Regions from separate parts of the Homo sapiens genome. Here region 2 is linked to region 1. The links are chromatin contacts, found by Hi-C or POLR2A ChIA-PET in ENCODE. All regions are on one chromosome and are shown on one strand. Each heading gives the region's core, a stretch centred on a gene start or an enhancer-like site at or near the end of the contact. The rest is flanking DNA. Distances are from core to core; before and after follow the strand shown.

Region 1 (6,402 bases), core at 3,704-6,203:
GGCCATGCGCGTCCCGGGACGGCAGGGGGCGCGGGTGAGGCCGCGGGCAGGTGGATGGATGGGTGGGGAGTGGGCCGCCCTGAGCCCGGGAAGAGGAAAAATGCTCGAGGAAAAACACAGGCGCCCACCCCCCCGCTACGTCCGGCAACCTCCTGGCAAGCCTTCCTTCCGCCCTGTTTGAAGATTTTTTTTTTTATTCCTAAAATTGCTTTTCCATGCAGAGACCCCTCTTCCAGCCACTGGAAAATTATTTTCACATAGTTGCTATGTCCCGCTTTTCTTGCTTTCGCGATCCCTCCAGCCCCCCCGCGCGCGTGTCCACGCAGGCACAGACACACCGGTGCCTGCCTCCTCCCATTCCAAATGCAAACCCACTTCCTTTTGCCGGTTGCTGTAGTTAAGCTAAGTCAATGCTACATCAAACTAGGCTAGGCTGAGAGGACTGGAAAGTGGATTTAGGGGACAATACTGCCCCAGCAGGAAGAAAGGCTCTAGTTTGGCGTTCTGTTGATTTAACAGTTTAAAACGAAAATGGATTTTGTAGCTTCTGCACTAAAACTCAGGCCCCTTGAGTCACAATTATTTAAAGGGAGCTATTCTCTAAAGTCCATTATATGATATAAAAATGTAAACGGATATAATGTCGTCTTTCTCTCTCTCCTCACAAAATGGTATTTTAGAACCAAATCTTTCAGTCTTAATAATTGGGTGGCTGAAAGGTGTGTTTTTTTTTTTTCTGCAAGAAGACATTCTTTACTTGCTTCCCCTTACTCTTTATACAGATATTTATAGAAAGTAAAATTTAAATAAAAACCAGCATATCTGTGTAAGATGCTCTTAAAAGTATTTGAATCCTTGCAGGAAGACTTGAAACAACCTCTTAAAGGCAGTTTATATTGTTTTCTTTCTGAATCCCGTTTCCAAATGCTGCCTATTTTTATTCAAACCAATTGTGTTTTTCCAAGAGTTCACACTTCCACTTGTAAATTCCCCACTGGAGGTCGAAATCCTCTGTGAAATAAACATTTCCACAGCAACCCAGTGATGTCAGAAACGTCGGCTAGTGATTTCAGAGGGGAAATAAAACAGGAGCAAAGAATGGCTCTAGAAAGACAGTTCCTTCATCCTTGCGAATAGCATGCCTCCTGGTAGAAATTCAGAAAACATTTCTGGCTAAATACCTGTTTTCTTTTTCTGAGATTGACTTATTTTTCAAAGGCATGTCAAATGATCTTTAAAAAAAAAATAGGTCACCATCCTCTTTTCTGGATTGGTGAAGAATGCTGTTTCAAATCAGTGGTGCCTAACCACACTGGCCACTGTAGATTTTTATAAGGGGGGGATATATTTTTTCTAAAAATTGATGTTGGAGAGAACATTGAAAGATGAAATTTTACGTACTAACTTCAGGCCCAAATAATGCTGACTGACCTGGCTTCAAACTTACAATAGTTTTTTTAAAGTATTAGGCACACAGAAGTTCTATTCAGTTATCGAAATTGGTGCTGATCTCACCAATATTGAATAAAGGGGCTTCTCCATTGTTCCCTCTATTGTTTCCTGTGTCTCCTGGCTGAGAAAAAGAAGGGAGGAATTCTTCATACTGCCCCTAATTCAATCCCCTTGCAGTCCCACCCCTATAAACATTAAATGTAAAGAGACCAGAAAATATTAAATTAGGCCCAATGCCTGTGTTTTCTTAGGCTTCCTATCTAAATAACATTTATACAGAGCATTATAGAAATGTCCACTTTGTAAACTGCTTTTCATACATACGTTAGCCCAAGTTAACATTCTGTTCCTGCAGCCACTCACTGATTCCCTGATTTTAGCTCAGGTCCCACATTCACACCAATGGAAGTTCATTCTGTCTGTGTTATCCCATCATCTATTTGTTGGATAAATGGATTCATTTCTCACAACAATTTTGGGAGAATCAGGACTCTTTATCTCCATTTTACAGATGTGGAAAGAGGCTCAGAGATGCTAAATAACCTAACCCAGGTCCTGCAGCTACAAAGTGATAGAAATTGAACCTAAACTTTGTGACCCCACCTACCTCTTTCTTCCAGATCTAACTGAGCCCATCACAGGCCTGCTCTTCTATGAACATTTCCCCCCTGCATACCAGATGGAGTAAGTGATTCCAACCCTTTCCCCCCAGTTGATGTCAAGTGTACATTTGTGAAATGTCTTAATTTAAAAATTGATTGCATGTGCTCATCACTGTCCACAAGAGCCCTGTTAGGCAGCAATTATTAGTTTTTTTTTTAATAGACCAGGAAACTGAGGCTTAAGGAAAGACCCCCCTCCCCAACTCCCCCTCCTTCCTACAGCTAGTAAGTGGAAGAGCTGGGTCTTGAACCAAAGACTTCTGGCTCATGCCTCTCTTTCCCTGAACAAACACACAGGAAAACAGATACATGGATCCACCTAGCAGGCCCAGGGCCTGCAGAGGCATCCAGGGATAAAGAGGCAGGAACAGGTTTAAAAGAACCTCCTCTGGGCACAAACAGGGGAACACTGTATAAAAGTCTCACCTCCAGCCTCAAACGTTTGTTTCCCCTCAAGTCTCCAGCTCTTTCTTTTTTCAACAGGAAAGCCCCCAAAGACGGCCACCTGAATAGTTTTCTGATAAAATGCCTCCTTCCCTGCTTACCCCTCTCCCTGGCAGCTCTGTCACCCCAAAAGAATTCTGCCTTCCTTGATAGATTTGCTCACCTGGCATCACCACAGTAACCTGGAGGTTTGTTTGCTAGTTCTCAGCAACATAAAACAAGCTGCCACCCCACCCCCTACCCTCACCGGGGCCCAGAACAGATGGAGACAGCCCCTTGGGAAGCAGAGGGAGCCATAAGCTCATTGAGAAAAGATCACTCCAGCCACCTTGCCAACTCCTTGCTGTGCAGTATTCAGAAGTCTGAAGATGGAAACCCAAAACAGAAAGCTTTTGATTTCCAGATCCGCTGTGGTTGTTTCTCTCAAGACAAACCAAACTTTCTTCTGCATGTATTCCCCTATCATATTGCCAAGTCACAATTTGTCACTTTGAAAATATGGAATTTGTTGAACTGATATCATCCTATTAGTGACAAATCCATCTTTATTCATAAATACTTTCCGCCCAAGAAATAAGTTTTGTATTAATATTGTATTGGAAATTAGTTAATAGTCCAGATGATGTGGGGTGTTTTCCTTGTTTATAAATGAGGTGCATTAACACTCTCGTACCACTAGGGTGTCATTTAGTGAATGACTGCTCAGCTCTGCAGATGCAAGAGGCCAAATTCTTGTAGATGTGAATAAAAAATGATCATTTTGGCTAAAACTGCAGATGGGAAGCAGATGTAATGTACAGAGGAAGTCGATTTCATTCCATCTCTTTCCTTTATTAAGTCTGTTAATTTGTCTTATTTAAAAAAGCATTCTGAATGCAAACACGTGTTAACTTGAGGCAAAGTGAAAACCAATATCATTCCTGCCTTCAAGAAGTTTACAGTCTCAACAAGTGTTTGGTCTATTAGGATTTGGGGTTGCCACTATTACTTTGAAACTGTTTAAAAGTTTACATCTCATCGAAATCATAATTACCCTGGGGAAAGATTAAAATTAAGAAATTGTGAGACACGGAAATGTCAGGAGGGCAAAAGGAATGTATAACAGAAGAGGAAGTTACCTTTTGTGGAAAACACGTGATGCCAAGGCCAGGGAGGAGGGTGCAACAGTTAATGCAAAAAGAAACTGAGGCAGGGCCGGGCGCAGTGGCTCACGCCTGTAATCCCAGCACTTTGGGAGGCCGAGGCAGGCGGACCACTTGAGGTCAGGAGTTTGAGACCAGCCTGACCAACGTGGTAAAACCCTGTCTCTACTAAAAATACAAAAATTAGCCATGGTGGTGCACACTTGCAATCCCAGCTACCTGGGAGGCTAAGGAGGGAGGATCGCTTAGATCCAGAAGGTGGAGGTTGCAGTGAGCTGAGATGCCACTGCACTCCAGCCTGAGAGACAGAGTGAGACACTGTCTCAAAAAAAAAAAAAAAATCAAGAAAAGAAACTGAAGAAGAAATGAACCTCAAAACAGCTACAGCAGTAATAATAACAAATAACTTAGTGAATGCTTCTAACGTGCCAGGCATGATATACAGCACATAACAATCTCTTTTGCTTTGGGCTTCCTTGAGAAAAGGATTGGAGTGCAAGTTGTTTATTTGGGAGGTAACCCTAGGAAACACAGGTAAGGAAGTAGGAGAAATGAGAGAAAGAAGTGGAGGAGGCTGTAAGGAGTGCAACTCTGGGTAAGAAGAGTTTAGTTCTGCTTGGGACCCTCTGGGAGGCAGTGTGGAATGCACAGTCTAGACTGACCCTCCTGGAAGTGTGAGGGGCTGGGGTATTTGCTGATCTTCCAGCTCCTCAGTGGAAGGCTACTCCTAGGTGTTGGTCACTCCCGGGCACATCCCACCTGTGGCCAGCACAGGCAAAGTGGGGTCTAGCAGCCAGAGTAAGTCCTCGGGCAACGGGGTGCTGCTGCTGATGGAATCTGGGAAATTCATGGAAATGGTCATGCGTGGAAATGGTCAGGGTTGTGCGGATCTGAGTTGGGACCAACAGCATCTGCGACACAAACATTAACTCATTTAATTTTACCAAAACCTTATGAAGTGGGAACGATTACATTTCCAGTTTCTCCCAGGAGAACACAGTCTGAGAGTGAGGAGTGGCATCTGTTGTTTTTACCCAGCTAGTGTCGGTTCCCTCTTCTGGGAACAGCCCCCTGCTCTTCCTTTGAGAAACATTCCCTTCCCCGTCTCAGTGATCTGACCTCACTTTCTCACTCCAGGGATGTGCAGGGGACCCCAGGTGACCGGATGAGAGCTCTGCCTCTCCAGAGCCATAGAGATTTTCACCAGAGCCATAGAGAGGCGTGCTCTCTCTGCTGGGAGAGCAAGGCTGGGAGAATGTGTAAGCCTGGCGCTCTTCCAGGCCATTTGACTCCCACCGGAATGAACCCAGCTGCTTAAGAATGAAGCCAGCTCAGAAGGAAAGAGAGCCTGAGAGGAAGCACTGCAGATTCCTGACTTAGATCCTTTGAGTAACTGGATCCAGCCCAACCTGAAGCTAGACACCTCCCTGGACTTTCTAAGTGTGTAAGCCAATAAACGTCTCCTCATTATAAGCCAGTCTGAGGCTGATTTATAGAAGTTAAGCATTTTGGCCAAGATCGCACATCTAACAAGTGTGGAGTAATATTCAGATCCATACAACCCTAATTCCATATGTGCTAGGGTTCTTAACCACCATGCTGTACAGTGGCAAATAGCATCTATGGCTGGACAGAGCTCAGAGCCACATCCTTTCATTGCCTGGCCCTCACTGGGAGTCTCTTCCCTTCCAGAAGCAGCTGCCAATTTGTTTAACAGAGTAATTGATCAGGGTACATCTTGATTTTCTTTGTTTGTTTGTTTTTGACTCTCATGGAGGCAAACATCTCAGCTGTATTTGAATTGTTTGTTGCATCAAATCATTAAATGTCTGGACATGTCTCGATCACTTGGTGAAAGGCTGGAGTGGAGGTGAGAGAAAGTGTAAAAAGAAAATAGGGAATTAAGGCCAGGCACGGTGGCTCACGCCTGTAATCTCAGCCCTTTGGGAGGCTGAGGCAGGTGGATCACTTGAGGTCAGGAGTTCGAGACCAGCCTGGTCAACGTGGTAAAACCCCATCTCTACTAAAAATACCAAAAAAAAAAAAAAAAATTAGCCAGGCATGGTGGTGGGTGCCTGTAATCCCAGCTACTCAGGAGGTTGAGGCAAGAGAATCGCTTGAACTTGGGAGGTGGAGGTTGCAGTGAGCCCAGATTGTGCCACTGCACTCCAACCTGGGTGACAGAACAAGATTCTATCAAAAAAAAAAAAGAGAAGAAGAGGAAGAAAAAGAAGAAGAAGAAGAAGAAGAAGGAGAAGAAGGAGAAGAAGGAGAAGGAGGAGAAGGAGAAGAAGGAGAAGAAGGAGAAGGAGAAGGAAGAAGAAGGAAGAAGGAAGAAGGGGAAGGGAAGGGAATGGAAGGGAAGGGAAGGGAAGGGAAGGGAAGGGAAGGGAAGGGAAGGGAAGGGACGGGAAGGGAAAGGAAAGGAAAGGAAGGGAGAAAATAGGGAATTAAGACCTTCAACTCTTGCCCTTTTTCTGATGACCCAATCAGGAGATATTTCTGGACAACCTCTGTATTAGTCAGGACTCAGTTGCAAGTGACAAAAACCCAACTTCACTGGCTAAAACAAAACAAAAAAATTTTTAAGAACTTTAATGGTTTTCCTGACTGAACAGCCCAGGAGTAGGGGTGTTTTCAGGCAAGGCTGGTCTATGCAAATCTCAAACAGTGTCAACAACCCAATTTCTTGGCTTTGCTTG
Region 2 (6,779 bases), core at 6-2,505, 370 kb before region 1:
CAGAGGACTGTGGGCAACACAATTCAGAGAGAGAGCTGACATCTCATTGGAAGCAATCAGAAGGAACATCAAACTGGAGGAAGCATGTGAATCAGACAATAAAGACAAAAGCAGGAATGGGGCTGTTTGTATACCTGTGACGAGATGTGGAAGAAGGTCAACAATTAGCTTGGTGCAACGCCTCTCCCCAAAAATATATGCCCAGTAAACCCTGAGGAAAAAGCCTTTTACAGCTAAAGAAAGGAATCTGCAGATGGAGAAATCACACGGTACTTAAAAATGTAGCCTCTTTCAAATACTGCAGTTCACCAGCTGTGTAACTTTGGGCAATTTACTTCCCTTCCCTGAGCCTCAATTTCATCATCTGGAAAATGGGGATCATACTTCACTGGGCTGATGTGCATATTAAATCACAGTGTGAACATGCAACGCCCATGTATGGCACGTGGTTCAAGGTGAGCACTCAATGAATGGGTGTAACTCACTCATGTGGGAGCTATTTACATTGGAACATGTTTCTAATATGCCTCGAGTCACACACAACACCCATTCTTCTGGCAGAAAGGCTTGATTAACACTAGAGCACAGTGAAGGTAAGATAGTGTGGACTTTGCTTATAGAATTGTGTAATTTTCAGACTTCTTCATGGTTTATCCCACGTTACAGAGGAAGAAAACAGCCACCACCAGTTTCCAATGACCCAAGCAAATACACAACCTTGAAAAAGCAAACCTTCTAATGGGACTTTATTTCAATCCTTGACTTGGCAGCTCATCACACTTTAGGATCACTGGTGAAAAGCTAGGGGGAGGTATTTTCCAACCTAAGGTAAGAGATAAAAGGGCCTGAGGACGTTAAAAGTGAGGGAATGGAAATAGCAGGGGCGAAAATCAATGTTTATGAAATAGTCCAGTGTTTCTCAAATCTTCCTGTTCACACAGATCTTCTGGGTATCTTGTTTCAATGCAGACTCTGATTCAGTATGTCTGGAGTCGTGCCCAGAACTCTGCATTCTCATAAGCTCCTCCATGATGCCTATGTTACTCGTCCATGGACCACCCTTATATAATAAGCGAATGGTGTTTGTGTAGAGCCTAAGAAAGGGTTGAGTGGTGGAACCAGGAAATCCCCAAATAAAGGAAGAGAGGCTTGAAAGAAGAGTGATATCCAAACAAGATGGCAAGAAGACTAGATGATTTGAGGAGCAGCCAAGCCGGAGATGTAAATACAGAGACATGGTGTCCAAGGGGAAGGTTTTCGGAGAAGAGGCCCCAGCTCACGAAGTTCCAGTGCATTACTCACTTTGGCTGTGAGTCACTCACAGCCTTTTAGAATTGTTGACGGCAAACATTTTGGAGAGTGCTGCAATAAAGGAATGTGCTCACAGCCATTAACTATGAAGCACTAACTCATTTCAGCAGCCTGACACAAATTATGCTACGCAGTTGAAAAATAGCTATTGATCAGTCCCTTCTTTCTGGTGCCTTCCAATATCCCAGATCAGCACTTCCATTCGTTTCCCCGCCCCCGGATGCCCTCACACACCTAGTTAGATCCTGCCCAAGCCAAAAAAAGATGCCCGCAGACTTTATTTTCTTCCAGATTTTGCCTTTAATAAAGCAAGCCCAGAAAGAGGCAAACCGAAAGATGCCTCCTTTAAGTTTCTCCATGTATCTGTTTCTTATGAATTTCCCAGTCTTTTTTTCTTCTATACTCATTATAGACACAAAGGCAACAATCAACTGATCTATCATTTCCTGGGCTAGAAGATAAGAAATGAAGAGGGCATGAAAAGGACAGAATATGAAATTAGGTTTTAAAGAATTGAACCTGATTCAGGGGCAGGTCGAATGGCAACACTTTGAGCACCTTCAAGTAGCAACTTGAGCCTCAACAGAAAAAGGAAGCCCAGGGTCTTTCAAGAATCGTCCCTAGTTTCCTTCTTAATCTCAAGAGAAACTAAAGAGGCATGTAGATCTTCTATGGCAGACTGATTACAAAGAAGTCCCCGATTCTCTGTCCCTCCCTGTATCTATTTCCTTTGCCATGTGACTCTGCAATGACTCCCACCATATGAGGTAGTTTAGTTGGTTTCCCCACCCTTTGAATCTCAGCTGCCTTGTCCCTTGCTTTAGCCAATAGACTGTGGCAAAAGTGCCTTGTCCCTTGCTTCGGTCAATAGTCTTAAAGCAAAGCCAAGGGCATCCTTGCTCACATGACCTGCCAGCCCCCAGCTGACCCACCAGCTGGCTCAGATGCAAGAGTGAGCCCAGCTGAGATCAGCAGAGCCTGGCCTAGCAGCAGAACTGCACAGAAAACCCTTAGATCATGAGCAATAATAAATGGTGGTTGCTTCAAGCCATTAAGTTTTAGAGTGCTTTGTGATATAGCATTATTTGGCAAAAAATAACTGATATAGCTTCCTCTGGAAAAGCCATGATAAAAAGGCCAGGTATACAAATACTTCCAACAGGGCATTGGTTTTCCTCTGTTCAAAATTATTAATGAACACAAATACATTGTAATAGCATAATTGCATCATTTATAAACACAAAAACACATTAGGAAATTGGATAATAAAAGCACATTGCTATATTACTTTTCATTTTGCAAATGGTTGAATCTGTTAATTAATATACTGTATTCACTTGTGTAACTTTTTAAAGTTTTCTAGACTTCAAATTGAGTCAATCATTTCTTCTTTTGTGCATTCATTTGTTGAAGATTATAATGAACCGAGTTGTGAGTTGGGTACAATAGTAGCTCTGAAGATGAATAACACATTGATCCCTGATCTCAAATGACTTCCGTCTAGTAGGGTTGACAAAGACACATACTCCAAGACTCTTAATGAATGGCAGTGGGTATGTCAGTTTCTTTCTGTCATCCCTATTATTTTCGATCTGACTCACCTTACCAGGTCCAGATGAAATAGTCTTTTCTCTTTCACATCTTCTTTACTACCAGCCTTATTTTTTCCCCAGCTATAAGTAGACCTTCTCAGCTTCAAAAACACAATTTGGAAGTGTAGAGCATGTTCAGACAATAATCTAGGTCAGTCACAAAATTTAAGGTTAGAAGGAAAGCTTAATACTGGATAGATTATGAAGGGCCTTGAATATCAGTTGTAGTGTGTACAGTTGGTTCTGCAGGCAATAGGGAGCCATGGAGGACTTCTGAGAGAGGGAGTGAAGTAATCAAAGCTATCATTTAGAAGGATGATTGGCTTCAAGCCTTTGCTATAGGATCATGGAAACCCAGGGTGATAGAGTTTCAGAATGGATGAGACTGTCAATTGTAGATGCTGCATAGAGATTAAAGAGGATGAAAAATTTATTAGGTTTGCCAAGTAGATAGCCACTGGTGACACTGGAAGGAAAAAATTCAATAGAAGACAAAAAGGGAAGGAAATAGAGCAGGTGGGATAAGACTGTCCTCTACTTCAAATTTTTCTATGGAGAAGGCAGTTGTGATTGACTGTTTACAAGGAGAATTTGAGGATGCACAGCCTCTGATGGAAGATTAGAGTCAGTCTCTTTCCCATATGCCTAAATTGCCTTGGTTAGCTTAAAAAAGCTAAGAAGTTCTAGTATTTCTCCAAGTGCCTTAGAGGGTGCTCCTGTGAGAGAAGAGAGGGTTGAGGTCTCAAGGGACATATGCTGAGAGTATCCAGACATCTTCCTCCCATTTCAACAAGCTTAATCCCAATTATCTTCCTTATGTACAAGTGTTCCTAGCTGAATTTCACTGGGAAAAACTAGGGTTTCTTCTATTGATTAAAAAATAATTTTATTAATTTTAAAACCATTAGGCCAAATAATTTCCACAATCCACTCTAGTTCTAAGATTAAGTTCTAATAATAAGTATTATTATACTATACTAATTATCTTTCAATACTTAGAATGAGAAGAAAATCAGGAGGTGGGCACCTAACATCTCTTGAGCCTATTATATATAGGTTAGCCAATGTGCTGTATCCTGTCCATCCATGGACCACGCATTGAATTCACAACACAGCTCTCTGCAGGAGGAATCATTATCCTCATTCTGCAGATGAGGAAATTGAGGCCCAGAAAGATCAAATAACTTGTACAAGATCTCAGCGCTGAATCCAGAGCCTGGACTCTTGACCAGTAAGTCACAGCTGTGCACATTTTCATGAACACCCAGTGGAGCCTGGGGTTCATCCATGAGTTCCCAAGGTTCACTGAATTTGAATTTCTGGGAGCACATACAGCAGTAACTTTGGCCAGAAGATGCTGCTAAACTTAGGGGAAAAAAAAGGATGTGTTGAGAGAAAAAGATGGGAAGAGGAAGATTTAAAATACTGGAAAGAATTAGAAAAAAGTACTAGTGAACTTTTGGACCTTGGAAATATTGGTAAAAACAAATCCTAATGTGGGAGCTATAAAAATCACACACACACACACACACACACCACACACACACACACACCACACACACACACACACACACCTGAGACCATAAATGCCATTGCTAGAAAGGATATGTAGGTAACAGAAAAGGCATTTTTTTACCCTAGGCTGAAATTGATTTTCATTTGGAAAATTGAAACTTATTGGTAATAATTAATTATTAAAATATGGCCCCCAGCAGGCCTTGTCTAGTCTGCTTTATTTAAAATTTCACATTTCCCCAACTCCTTATACCCCCTCTACTTTATTTCTCTCCATAGCACTTAACACCATTTCATTATACACACACACACACACACACACACACACACACACACACACACTTTTATTCGTTTGCTTATCACCTCTCTCCATAAGAATGCAACTTCTGTGGATTGGGGGTTGTGGGTGGGAAGGAGGCTTAGCATTATTTTTGTGGTTATTCACTTGGTATCTCTAGCATCTACCATAATATCTGGCTCCTAGGAGGCACTGGATAAATATTTGTTGAACAAATGAATGTGTTACTTCATCATGGTATTTATGGAATAAGCTTTCATATCTATTCATTCCCATCCCAACTTACGGCATCTGAAATGTTAGAGTCTCCATCAATTACAAGTCTATTTAGCATTTATATGGCACTTCATATTTAAAACTCACTGTTCAATTATTGATCCCTACAATCGACCTTGAAAATAGATCCTGAGTAGTAGAGTGTCCCACACCACTTTCCCTTCCTAGGCTTCCCCATGGTTGTAAGCAAAGGGCTAGGAAGGAGGAACAAGTTCAAGGATGAGGGGCAGGGAGGCAAGGCATGTGTTCTTGAAAATGCGTTCCGTGGTCTACCTTTGCTTCCTTAGAAGTGGTGGAGCAGAGCCAAGATCCTGTCCTCCAGCTACTGCAGATGGGCTCAGCATCCCCACAGAGGAGGTGGAGAAGAAAGAAACCCCAGGAGCCTAGAGAGGAAGTGAGGCATGAGGGGAGGAGGAACCCCCAGCAGCCATCCTCCAGCAGGGGTCTCTGACTCTGCCCTATGAGCTCTCCATCTTTTTACAGGTGAAGACCAGACTGTGCTTCCTTCCACGTGACTTATTTGCCCTGCTCCAGTGCTCAGCTGTCTACCACAGCAAGCCTGAACTCCTTGGCCTGAATTCCAGTGCCCTCACCTAGCCATCTGGTCTACCCTACCCATTTCGAGCCCAACTTAGCCTTAGGTAAGAAGATCAATGGACACATTGTGTATGGAGATAACCCAAATGTAGTTTAAAACACCACCAGATTTTAACTTAAGAGCTCAATAAGCTATGCTTCACTTATAAATATCTCAACCCGTGGTTTTTAGGATGAGGTTGCCCTGAGCAACTCAGATGAAATCAGATAGATACCTGAATTGCAATACTAAACAAACACCTGTCTAAATCACTTAATTTAGTGCTGTGGGACTTAAAAGTCTCAGCTCCTACTCTACCAACTCCTGTCCCAGCTCTGCAAGAAAGATCACCAAATGATCAACAGGAAAATAATCAACAGGAAAGAAGGCCCAGGTGTTGGTAGCCAAATAGGCATCTGGGGACACAGCAAGAAACACAAGTAAAAACAATGAGGTCCTTTTCATGAACTTGGTACAATAATGGCCATTTTTGGAAAATTTCAAACATACAAGGTGCAAAAAAAGTTTTTCTTGATGTAAAAGGAAAGAGAACTAACACTTGACAGGCACATTAAACATCTCCAATGTGCCCAGCACTATGCAAGCTCGGCACATTCATCATCTTAAACTTCTCAAGAACCCAATGAGATATACGTTGTATCTATCTTCATTTTCAAAAGGGAAGCTGAAAAAGGCTCAGAAATGTATACTACCTTGCTTAAGGTCCTACAGTTAAAACATGAAAGAAACATGTCTGAAAACCAGGCCTTCTGACTTTTAAGCCCAGTACTAGATATTCTGGTAGGTCATTCTACATAAATAACTTAAATACTGTTTTATTTCACACTGACTTTGATTTTTTGATCATTTCTTATTTTAGCAGCTACACAGAGAAGGCATTTTAAGATATTTAATCTCTCTTTGTTGTTTCTCTGAGGTCACACATCTTGCATTGCCCTAGGGAGATTATTGCAAACGTTACTTATTACAATACTGTTTGAACTCTGTGTATTTATTAAACACCTATTGATTGTTAATTGAGATTCCTAGTTGATGAAATGAGTGGGAGAGCCAGCTTTCTTTCTTCAGTGTTGTGTATATTGACTTCATTATTTGAAGCCTTCATCTCAGACTCATGAACATTCTCCAGACATACTTGATTCAAAGACATGTTCTCTCTATTGGGGTTTCTAATCTTCGGTAGGTCATA

What was found. A loop is a pair of places that touch in the nucleus more often than their neighbours do. ChIA-PET counts read pairs that join two places held with the same protein, here RNA polymerase II (POLR2A).
Region 2: a loop to region 1 is called in a map of dorsolateral prefrontal cortex, with 3 times the contacts of the local background. The contact joins two enhancer-like sites. A Hi-C loop is called at or near these places in 1 of 168 maps with a recorded cell type or tissue (dorsolateral prefrontal cortex). POLR2A ChIA-PET finds 5 or more read pairs at or near these places in 2 of 52 experiments (AG04449 and WTC11).

The regions. Positions count from the first base shown.
Region 1 is chr4:24,473,163-24,479,564 of GRCh38, forward strand. It overlaps LOC124900681 (a long non-coding RNA gene), which reads left to right and starts at 102. Exons shown (of 2, transcript XR_007058077.1): 1 at 102-2,136; 2 at 4,838-5,173. RefSeq lists a silencer at 1-95. Within about 2 kb of position 4,954, at least 2 of the 41 ENCODE cell types and tissues checked have a DNase peak (open chromatin) inside an H3K27ac peak, as active enhancers do.
Region 2 is chr4:24,104,581-24,111,359 of GRCh38, forward strand. It overlaps a transcript of PPARGC1A not described here. Among named protein-coding and RNA genes, the nearest start is that of PPARGC1A, 220 kb to the left of the region's middle. Within about 2 kb of position 1,256, at least 3 of the 41 ENCODE cell types and tissues checked have a DNase peak (open chromatin) inside an H3K27ac peak, as active enhancers do.